Regions from separate parts of the Homo sapiens genome. Here region 1 is linked to region 2. The links are chromatin contacts, found by Hi-C or POLR2A ChIA-PET in ENCODE. All regions are on one chromosome and are shown on one strand. The core of a region is the stretch at or near the end of the contact, and the rest is flanking DNA. Distances in the headings are between cores, read along the strand shown.

Region 1 (6,014 bases), core at 2,333-4,832, 140 kb after region 2:
ACAAACTGAGGCCTTGAAAATGAATCTCTGGGTAAATGTGGAATAATTTCTAGCTATGGCCCTTCCTCAACAGAGTGTAGTAAAATTGTGCAATGTAAGAGGTTCTTAACCTCATTGTGCATGAACATTATTCACAATATATTAGTAGTAAATATATTTAATGCTGGCTAGTCATGGTGACTCACACCTGTAATCCCAGCATTTTGGGAGGCCAAGGTGGGAGGATCACTTGAGGCCAGGAGTTCAAGGCTGCAGTGAGCTATGATTGCATCACTGCACTCCAAACTGGGTGAGAGACCAAGGCCCTATCTCCAAAAACAACAACAAAACACATTTAATGGTTACTATGAGACAAGCATTGTGCAAAGTGTTTTATATGCAAGAACTCATTTAACTCTCATACCAATCATGACATATGACATGGGTTCTACGATTAACCCCACTTACAGATGGGCAAACTGAGGCACCGGCACAGGATTTGACCCCAGTCAGATCTCGAGCCCCCGCTCATAACTTTATGCCAAAAACAAAACAAAACAAAAACAAAAAAAGAACGTGTTTTTGAGAACTATATTTAAAATGTCTTCATATTGCCTCCTACAGCATTCTTTTCTAAAAGGAACATTCCAAATAGTGTGTGGTCTTCAGACCTAGAATCTCTGCAGCCCAAATTCTGGCTGACTCCTCACAGAAACACATGAGCAGCCATGAGTATGGGCAAAAATTCTGCACTGGCCGGGCGCGGTGGCTCACACCTACAATCCCAGCACTTTGGGAGGCTGAGACGGGTGGATCACCTGAGGTTTGTTTGAGACCAGCCTGGCCAACATGGTGAAACCCCATCTCTACTAAAAACACAAAAAATTAGCCGGGTGTGGTGGCGTGCACCTGTAATCCCAGCTACTCAGGACGCTGAGGCAGGAGAATCGCTTGAACCTGGGAGGCAGAGGTTGCAGTGAGCCGAGATTGCACCACTGCACTCCAGCCTGGGTGACAGAAAAAAAATTGTGCCCAGACCTCAGTGGTCTCCTCCTGTAACTGAGGCAATGCAACCCGCTTTGTGGACAGGGTAGGGTGGGAGAGGTGAAGGCACCAGCACTCCTGGGTTTGTCTGAGGGCCACTCTGGATGACCACCGCAGATGCAGGTCTCTGGATAACCTGTTTCATGGCAGTGGGGCTGTCGGACAGAGTGCCCACTCTCCAAATCTTACCAAATTATCCCCCGCATCTGCATGTTTCTCTTTTTATATTCAGTTCCTTTGAGAAAAATGTCCTTTAAAAAAAAAAAAACTGAGATGGGGTCTTGTTGCAATGCCCAGGCTGATCTCAAACTCCCGGGCTCAAGTGATCCTCTCGCCTTAGCCTCCCAAAGTGCTGGGATTACTATCCTGAGCCACTGCAGCCAGCCAACAGAAAAACTTTCTACCTGCTTCTTCAATTCATACTCAATGGCCTTCACAAAAGAGTAAGAAAAATAAAGAAAAAAGTTAAAGGGTCTCCCTGCCAAGGATGAAGACAGAGCTCCAGGGACTTCTGCAGAGGGAGAGGGGCTGACGATTCTAATGGTCATAGGAGCCAAAATAACAACAGTATCAACAGCTATATCTTCCGGACTATCTTTTTTTTTCTATTTCCCAAAAGTATAACTGCAATACTTTATCTTAAATGATATTTATTTATCATCATCTATATAGTTTTTGGAGGCTGGGCACCATGGTTCACGCCTGTAATCCCAGCACTTTGAGAGGCTGAGGTGGGCGGATCACTTGAGCCCAGGACATTGAGACCAGCCTGGGAAACACAGCGAGACCCTATCTCTACAAAAAAATACAATAATTAGCTGGGCCTGGTGGCGCACACCTGTGGTCCCAGCTACTCAGAAAACTGAGCTGGGAGGATCCCTTGAGCCCAGGAGGTCAAAGCTGCAGTGAGCTGAGATTGTGCCATTGCACTCCAGCCTGGGAGACAGAGCAAGTCGTTGTCTCAAAAAATAATAAATAAATACATAAAAATTAAAAGACAGTTTTTAGGGGTCCCCCAAACCCAATTTTCCCGTTGGATAAAACCCAAATAGGATATAAATGCATGGAAGAGTTCAGAAGCAGACCCTTATATTTTCAAAACAAAAAGTACCACCCTTGACTTGGTTTGGAGAACAAATATGAACCTTGGAGCCCTCTCTGAAGCTGGCTCCCTTCTCACGGGCGTGGCAGGCCTTGCCTTCTGCACTTACATGTCCCAAGAGGCATCAGCCTGCCCGCTGAAATCCGAAGCCACATAATGTCAACACAGTACTCCTGTGTAAATATCTGGTCCAGGGAAAATGCCTTGAACGCTTGTACAACCAATTTTCTGGCAGGCAGTGAGATGAAAAGGAGAATTAATGCATGCATTAAAATAATTTCTTTTGAAAACCCAAACAATTGCTGTGCATCCTTCATCACAACACACACTAAATGGCCTTTTCCTACCGCCCTCTCTCTCTCCAGGCATCTTGCCCACCCCCAGCTCTCCTAATAAAGAGCACACTAAGTCTTTAGCTCTGCTGGCAAGGAGAATTAAATTGCTATTTGCCACCTGGTGTTGTCTTACTTAACGTACTTCCAAATTGCACTTAAACTTCCCTTTGGAACTCAGAGTTTAAATGCTAGAACGAAGGAAACAAAGCAAGAGAGAAAAACAGAAAAGAAAAGTGAAAAAATTTACATAATTTGCAAACACTGTCTTTAACAGTGTTAAAAAAGTAGTCTTTTTTCTTCTCTTTGCCTTCATCTTCTGTTCGTCATCTCATTTGTTTCCTCTTGTTCATCTTTATTTTTATCCTTCAGAATTTAATCAAAGAAGAAACACGTTTCTTCCCATTACAAAACCATACTCGAGTTCAAAATGGGGTACTCTGAGTGTTTTAAATAGATTTTTTTTTTTTTTTTTGAGACCGAGTCTTGCTCTGTCACCCAGGCCGGAGTGCAGTGGTACAATCTCAGCCCACTGCAACCTCTACTTCCTGGGTTCAAGAGATTCTCCTGTCTCAGTCTCCTGAGTAGCTGGGATTACAGGCATACACCACTATGCCCCACTAATTTTTGTATTTTTAGTAGAGAGGGGATTTCATCATGTTGGCCAGGCTTGTCACAAACTTCTGACCACAAGCGATCTGCCTGCCTCGGCCTCCCAAAGTGCTGGGATTACAGGCATGAGCCACCACGCCTGGCCATTTTTAGTAGAATTTTATCCCAGAAGCTCTGTGATCCTGTCCATTGTAACCCTGTTTTTAAGTTTTCAGGGTCCCTTTCTTTTCTCCATTTAATTTCTTCTTCTCCTCCTCCTTTTTCTTCTTTTTTCCCCCCCACCCCCAGAGTCTTGCTCTGTTGCCCAGGCTGCCATTCAGTGGCATGATCATGGCTCACTGTAGCCTCAACCTCCCAGGCTCAAGAGATCCTCCCACTTCAGCCTCCCGAGAAGCTGGGACTACAGGTGCAAGCCGCCATGCCCGGCTAATTTTTTATTTTTTGTTGAGATAGGGTTTTGCCAGGTTACCCAGGCTGGTCTCAAACTTCTGGGCTCAAGCAAACTGTCTGCCTTGGCCTTCCAAGGTGCCGGAATTACAGCTGTGAGCCACCACACCCAGCCCATTTAATTTATTTGTTCAGCAAACACTTTGTTGAGAATTGATTCTTGTCTAGCACCATGACCTTTTCTTTTCCCACTGTTTTCTTTCTGTTTAGCTCAATTATCAACTACCAAGGCAGCAGAATCATAAAATTCAAGAGCTCCCTCAACTGCACAAAAGTCCACTCTTTTCAACTGTAAGACATTCTTCCCTCTGCAGTTTTTTGTAATATGAAGAATTTTAATTAGCAAAAAGTTTTATAAGACGTTATCAAATAACAAATACTTAATTTCTTTTCTTTTTTTTTTTTTGAGACGGAGTCTTGCCACCATACCTGGCCTATTTACAGGCATCCTGTTTAAGAGATGTTTCAGGCCGGGCGCGGCGGCTCACACCTGTAATCCCAGCACTTTGGGAGGCCGAGGCGGGCGGATCACAAGGTCAGGAGATCAAGACCATCCTGGCTAACGCGGTGAAACCCCGTCTCTAATAAAAATACAAAAAATTAGCCAGGCGTGGTTGCAGGCGCCTGTAGTCTCAGCTACTCTGGAGGCTGAGGCAGGAGAATGGCGTGAACCCAGGAGGTGGAGCTTGCAGTGAGCCGAGATTGCACCACTGCACTCCAGCCTGGGGGACAGAACACAAGACTCCGTCTCAAAAATAAAAAATAGAAGAGAGACGTTTCAGGCCAGGTGAGGTGGCTCATGCCTACAATCCCTGCCTTTGGGAGGCTAAGGCAGGAGGATCACTTGAGCCCAGGATTTTGAGACCAGCCTGCGCAACATGGCAAAACCCTGTCTCTTCAAAAAAATACAAAAATTAGCCAGGCATGAGTGCATGCCTATGGTCCCAGCTACTTGGGAGGCTGAGGTAGGAGGATCACTTGAGCCCAGGGGGTTGAGGTTGCAGTGAGCCAAGATTGCCTCATTTCGCTCAAGCCTGGGTGCAGAGGGAGACTCTATCTCCAAAAAAAAAAAAAAAAAAAACACGTTTCAGATGTTTATAATTCAGGTTATCGTATTCAGCTTAGAGGGAGAAGGCTTAATGTTAGTTGGGTACTAAGTGCAGACAGAGGAAGTGTCATTTCCGTTGTCCTCCCAACAGAGCAGATCCGTGTCCCTCTAAATAAAATGGTTGAGAGAGAAGAGTCTTGAGTTTTGCTGCAACAAAAAACTAGGGAAAAAAAAACAAATTCAATTTGAGGCTCTAAGCAAGGAGCAGCAAAATGTTGAAAAGGTAATTAACATCTGTATTCCAAAGAGCAGCAGAGAGCAGGTTAGAACAGATGGTTTCAGAAGTCATAAAAATAACCTAGGACAGTCTGTAGGTGGAAGAAAGAGCTTACTCCACGTGAGTGACAAGGTACTGTAGTAAATAGTTCTTTAGCGTTTTCTGTTGTCTTAACACTTGCTTTAACTGGGTAGTTTGGGCATTAATAAGGAGATGGCTCGCGTATTGTTATTGTGATGAATAACTTCTTCGAAAAAAAGTACTTGTAAATGTAATGAGTGGTGTATCCTTGCCTATCTGTTCACAGCATCTGGAAGTAAATCTAATCCCGGTCAGAAACTATCAATAAAACAGTGGCAGTTAGCTGCCAACAAGCCATAGAGTCAAAATCTAGCCCTACGTGAAGTGCTGCAGAGTGAAAAATCTCACACACGAAAAAAGTGGTGCTTGGTAAAAGTTAAGAGAACAAAATATAGCAGGAAAAGACCCATGAGTTAAAGCCATAGTTATAGAAAATCTAGTAGAAGCACTTGCTTTCCAAAGGCTGAACTCCAGACAGCAAATAATTCACTGATTTTGGAAACTTTCCAAATAACAAAATGTTCTGTTTCAGAAGTGTCTTGAGCTTTTAGGAGATCAGAATAGAGAAAGGGTACAGTGCCCATTCAGGTCTCGCTTTGTGTTTATGCTGAATAAAAGTTCTCCACGGGAGAATACTGAGTCTCCAATAAGATAGGATGACATTAAGAGAAAACAATTTTTTTATTTTTATTTTTTGAGATGGAGTCTCGTGCTTTTGCCCAGGCTGGAGTGCAATGGCATGATCTCGGCTCACTGCAAGCTCCACCTCCTGGGTTCAAGCAATTCTCCTGCTTCAGCCTCCAGAGTAGCTGGGACTACAGAGGCCCACCACCACACGCAGCTAATTTTTTGTATTTTTAGTAGAGACAGGGTTTCACCATGTTGGCCAGGCTGGTCTCGAACTCCTAACCTCAGTTGATCCTCCTGCCTCTAATTTTTTGTATGTTTAGTAGAGACAGGGTTTCACCATGTTGGTCAGGTTGGTCTCGAACTCCTGACCTCAAGTGATCCATCCGCCTTGACCTCCCAAAGTGCTGGGATTACAGGCGTGAGCCATCGTGCCGGGCCAAGAAAACAATCTTTATTCCCATT
Region 2 (5,971 bases), core at 318-2,817:
CTCAAAATATATATTTTTGAGACATATATTTATATATTTTTATATATATACTGTTGTTTTATGTATATATATAGACTGTTTATCTATGTATATATAGATTGTCTAAACAGTAACAAATAAGATTTGCCCGTCACCACACTGTCATTCACTCTTGCTATCTCCAGTGGTTATCGCCTGTACAGAAATCAAATTATAGTTTACCTAGTCCAAGTTTTAATAATAAACTGGCTCAATGCTTCTGCACAAGGTCACTATAAACTATAATCATAGAAAACATCCATGTATGTGTTTTGAGAAATGAGGACTGAAGAACCAGCCTGGCCACTTAATCTCCTGTGACAGCAGGGTAAGATCAGGCTTGATGTTCAGCACGGTACTCCCTGGGGATGTTCCGTCTCACTCTCCAGGGCAGGACACTTTGGGCCTCACACTTCCTGCGCACACTTGCCCCACAATCTTCTTGCCTATGCTCCGAAAGCTGTTGACAGCCTTCATCTCAAAAACATTTAACTTCATATATTTTGCCTCAGCATTTAGAATATCACAAAGCATTTTGTAAGCCACCTTTCAAAACACAGTATCTTCTTTAGAAAGTGAGGCAGAAGGCAGGATATTAGTTTAATATTCCTTTTTGACAAATACATATATTGAACATGATGAAATATTTACCAGTGTAACTATCTGATATCTAAGATTTATTTCAAAATGATGGAATGGAAATAGTGCGAGGGTACAGAAGAAACAAGATTGGCCAAAAATGTGAATTGCTGAAGTTGGGTGACAGGTACATGGAGGTATGTTATTCTCTTAACAATTGTAGTATATTTGAAATTTTCCCTAATGAAAGCATATTTTTACAAAAATATATATATTGGCCAGGCACGGTGGCTTACACCTATAATTCCAGCACTTTGGGAGGCTGAGGTGGGAGATCACCTGAGCTCAGGAGTTCAAGACCAGCCTGGCCAACACGGCAAGAACCCTGTCTCTACTAAAAATATAAAAATTAGCCAAGCATGGTGGCACATGCCTGTAATCCCAGCTACTTGGGAGGCTGCGGCAGGAGAACCTAGGAGGCCTGGGCAACAGAGCGAGGCTCTGTCTGGGGGACAAAAAAGAAATCATATATTGACTTGAAAGGTTAGAGGATGCCTTTGATTTACATGTATCCAGTAAAATCATACGAGAAAAAGGCCACCAATGATGGCTGAAACAGCCAGAGAGACACACAGAAGCAAAGTCACTATGTTTATTATGCATTTCTGATTGCTTTTTTCCTTAAAGAAGCATAGTGCCTTTGACTTCTGTTTCTGACTCCCCAAATTTTAAGGTCACCTCTGATAAGATCATAAACTTCTTTGAGCTCATATCACCAATTATTTCAAACTCTGTTTGAAAAACCAAAATGTATTAGATATCAATCAGATCATAGTAATTAATCTCAGCTTTATGATGTCAGAAGACTTTTAAACTTCCCATTTTCCACAGCTTGTTCCCCGCCTAGGGAAAAAGCTCAATCACTTCATAAATCTGGCATCATTCTAGTACACTGTGTTTTAAAATATGCTCAAGTATTGATCACGGCGATGCAGCGGAGGAACTGCAGGCTTGAGCACACCGCAGGGATGCAGGACCAGGGATGGGGGCACTTCTTTAGGGGACATCTGTAATCGCACTCTGGGCTCACAGTGGAAGGGTGCCGCAGGCTGGGAGCTGGGCTCCTTTCACTTTCCAGTTTGAGTTCTCGTCTACACTTCACTGGTGGATCTGTTACTGATATTAAAACCCAAAGCCACCAGCAGAGAGCACTCAACGAGCACAAGCTTGGTAATTCCTGTTCACTGCAGAGGGAAACAGGAGTGCACATCATTAAAGCAAGAACACATTCTTAATGGAAACTTCGTATGGAGCACAGGGACAGTATATACATAATCCAAAATTCAAATAAACTCAGTGTTCGTGAGAAAATAAGCATGTAATCCTGAAGATTCTATGAAATGCATCCCATATTGTTTAATTATTTATCTCTCAGGGTATTTTTTTTTAAGTCAATGCAGTATGGTTGGAAACTGCATTGTGATCTATGGCTTTCTCCATGCAACTAAAATAGCCTTGCAAGTCATGCCCATTTTTAAAAGCTTATACAAGCACCTACCCTCTTGCAGTGGTGAAGATAGCACTGTAATTTCCCTTCAGTTCTCTTACATAACTAAAGAGTTTTTTGTTTTGTTTATAAGCTCATACATTGGCTAGAAAAAATTATAAACTTGCTGGTAAATTTCTAAACTTGCTAGTAAAAAAATTAAGTTATATATAAGAGGCTGCCCTGTTCTAATCCCAATCAAGTATTTAAAATAATTTTACTATGATCACAGTAAACATAGCACATAGAACTAAAGGAAATACTATAGTGAATATATATAAGCTAAACTGGCTAGTTGTCATTAAACCCAGTAACTAGAAAACTGACCACAAAATATTTTTGTTTTTACTGTTATGTTATATTATTAACTCAGGACAAAGGCAGGGGTGTAGAGGTGAAGAAGAGCTCTGGGGATAGGTCAAGTCAGCTGGGCTGTGCTACCACGGGCAGCAGCAGTCTGCAGGAGAGCCCTGAACATCAGTCTACTGGATGCTGTAGCCCAAGTGACAACAACGTAACTGCGGAGCAAATGCTGGAGCAGTAGAAATGCTAGAGCTTCTAAAATCCGCTCAGTGAGCTGATTAGTTACAAATATGAAGGAAGCATCAGCTCATTCAGTACAAGCAATGGAGCCTAGGAATTAACAGTGAAGACTGGACATAGCTGGAGCAAATGACTTAACCTCTCTCTGCCCGTTTCCCTCATCTGAGAAATGTGAGTAACAAGAGTCCCTTACTCATAGAATTGTTAAAAGGATTGAATGAGTCAAAACTTTGTGTGTGTGTGTGTGTGTGTGTGTGTGTGTGTGTGTGTGTGTGTGACAGAGAGAGAGAGAGAGAGAGACGGAGTCTCACTCTGTCGCCCAGGCTGGAGTGCAGTGGCGTGATCTCAGCTCACTGCATGCTCCAACTCCCAGGTTCAAGCGATTCTCCTGCCTCAGCCTCCTGAGTAGCTGGGGTTACAGATGCCTGCCACTACGCCTGGCTAATTTTTGTATTTTTAGTAGAGATGGGGTTTCACCATGTTGGACCAAGGTGGTCTTGAACTCCTGGCCTCTAGGTGATCCACCTGTCTCGGCCTCCCAAAGTGCTAAGATTCCAGGTGTGAGCCACCACGCCCAGCCCAGTCAAAACTTTTCAAGCTCTCCGAATAGCTCAAGGCATTCAGTCACTGCTAAGTATTCGTTGCCATTCTGATAAGCCAGGATTTTCACAACAGTCCCTACTTCCTCAACTGTGAGGAGTAGTGTTATTCATCGTAAAAATCTACCCTTGGGGGGGCACAATATCTAGTGTCAATCTATCTCAAAAGGGAATGAGGGAATACATGGTGGTTCTCAATCCTGGCTGTATCAGAAACACCTGCGAGCTTTACTAACTACACAACACTCCAACCAAGAACAAGTGAATTAGAAAGAAACTCAGATGACACAATGTCCAGCCAGCTTGGGTAGCTAACACCAGGACTGCAACTGAACAACAAAAGTTACTTTGCAAAAAGGCAGATACTTTACTACACCTAAAACATTATTTGCTTGCTGTGGACTAGTTCTACTGTCTTGAGTGAATGCGTTTGTGTGTTGTTGTTTTTTTAATCCCACGTTCTCAGTCATGTAACAGATAACTGCAGTATCTAAGCATACATGTCTTTAGAATGCCATTTGGTTAAAGTTCTTTCCAGACTTAAGGGAGTGTAAAGGTAATCAATTAGCACCACAAGGATTTCTGCCTAACATGTCTTTTAACCATCAACAGATGCCATATAACTTCCTAAAGCTCTTGGCTATAACTACTTTTATACTTAGAACAAATCGAGTTCATGTTTTACTAAAACAAAAGCTTTGGCCAGGCACGATGGCTCATGCCTGTAACCCCAGCACTTTGGGAGGTGGGTGAATCACCTAAGTTAAGGAGTTCAAGACCAGCGTGGTCAACATGATGAAACTGTGTCTCTATTAAAAACACAAAAAATTAGCCGGGCACAGTGGCTCACGCCTGTAATCCCAACACTTTGGAAGGCCAAGGAGGGTGGATCACCTGAGGTCAGGAATTTGAGACCAGCCTGGCCAACATGGTGAAACCCCATCTCTACTAAAAATACAAAAATTAGCCAGGCGTGGTGGCACACACCCATAATCCCAGCTACTCGGGAGGCTGAGGCAGAATCGCTCGAGCCCAGGAGGCAGAGGTTGCAGTGAGCCAAGATTGTGCCACTGAACTCCAGCCTGGGCGACAGAGTGAGACCCTGTCTCAAAACACACACACACAAACACATACACAATTAGCTGGGCGTGGTGACAGGCACCTGTAGTCCCAGCTACTCAGGAGGCTGAGGCTGAGGAGAATCACTTGAACCTAGGAGGTGGAGGCTACAGTGAACTGAGAATGCACCACTGCACTCCAGTCTGGGCGGCAAGAGTGAACTCCATCTCCAAAAAAAAAAGTGGGGGGAGGCGGGAGCGGGGGTCTTTTCTGTCTCATATGTATAAGGAAAGGCCAGCATTACATCTTTATACTTTCTCCTTTCTGAGCACAGACCTCTGAACTTCTCCTCTGACCACAGAGCCCTCTATTGTCAGCAACTTTCTACCCTTTTCTGTGGACAGGGAATCAAGTCCAGTCTTTGCTTTGCCAATAACCAGCTGGGTAAGCTCAGACAAATAAAAGCTCTGCCTATTCCCCAACCTGTAAAATAAAGGGGAAGTACAAGATCTACAGGCACCACTGCTCTTACCATTACACTATCCTTAGAGCCCACAAAGCATCCATTCCCTCTGCACCCTGTGTGGTGGGGGATTCCATCCTTCCAATATGTTTAAAGACTTTGGCTCAAGAGTCACAAGCTCATAAGCCTATGGGAGCCAGGCAGGTAAATGAGGGACAGGATGAGTGGGTGCCTGCAAGCCTGAGAGCATGAACCCTATCTAAGGAACAGCTGCCACTGGCGGCATACAAGCTTGCTCTGGCCCAGGCTCCCCAGGTCTCAGGAAGCACTGCACGTTCCCACGTTTTATGCAGCATCTTCTCAATTTCTCAGGCTGGCCATGACAGACATCATTAAAACAATGTGTTCTAGCCTTCTCCCTGCAGGCAGGGCAAGCCTCATAGGACCCAAAGTACATCAGTCCTTCCAGACTGCTGACACCTGCAAGCACAAAGAACTACCACCTTGTACTCTGTAGTCAAAATTTATTTAACTGAAGCAAGTCTGAGCACAGCAATGAGAGATTGCTATGTTTATTTTTTTTTTGAACGACAACAACAAAAAAAACAGTCCAAGTTTATATACATAATGATTTATAGGCACTTTGAAGCCTTTAAGGTTTTCTTTCTGCTCCCGGTCTCTCATCTCTCCATTCCCAATCACACACACTGTTGCCAGAATAACATTCCTCCAGCCCTGTTACGAAACCCCGGCCTGCTGGAGAATGAAAAGGTTTCCCTACTGCAGGTGAAACACAAGTATGCAACCCCCTCCCTCCACCACACACACACACACACACGCACGCACGCAGGTGAAACACAAGTATGCAACCCCCTCCCTCCGCCACACACACACACACACACACACACACACCACTTCCATCCAACCCCTCCAGACTCAACCATTACCACATACTGGGCACAGGCCTTTTCAGCACCCGATATCTGACAAGCAACATTCAACATGTCAACCCGGAGACAATACAAGATCCTTGCAATGCATTCTGGATCAACAAGTAGGTATATTAAGTCTAATTTATTAGACTCTAGGCATTTCGAGGCTTCACAGTATGTATGATGAATCTGTAGGCAAGAAAAACACAGAGTAAAAGCCCTTTATTCTCTA

The links. A loop is a pair of places that touch in the nucleus more often than their neighbours do. ChIA-PET counts read pairs that join two places held with the same protein, here RNA polymerase II (POLR2A). Pooled maps may share reads with other maps.
Region 1: a loop to region 2 is called in a map of PC-3, with 3 times the contacts of the local background. The contact joins two enhancer-like sites. A Hi-C loop is called at or near these places in 1 of 168 maps with a recorded cell type or tissue (PC-3) and 2 of 50 pooled maps. POLR2A ChIA-PET finds 5 or more read pairs at or near these places in 8 of 52 experiments (BJ, Caco-2, GM12878 and 5 more).

What each region holds. Positions count from the first base shown.
Region 1 is chr10:34,859,434-34,865,447 of GRCh38, forward strand. No RefSeq gene overlaps it. Among named protein-coding and RNA genes, the nearest start is that of PARD3-DT, 47 kb to the left of the region's middle. Within about 2 kb of position 3,583, at least 2 of the 41 ENCODE cell types and tissues checked have a DNase peak (open chromatin) inside an H3K27ac peak, as active enhancers do.
Region 2 is chr10:34,722,189-34,728,159 of GRCh38, forward strand. All of the region lies in intron 1 of PARD3 (par-3 family cell polarity regulator), which reads right to left. Among named protein-coding and RNA genes, the nearest start is that of PARD3, 90 kb to the right of the region's middle. Within about 2 kb of position 1,568, at least 2 of the 41 ENCODE cell types and tissues checked have a DNase peak (open chromatin) inside an H3K27ac peak, as active enhancers do.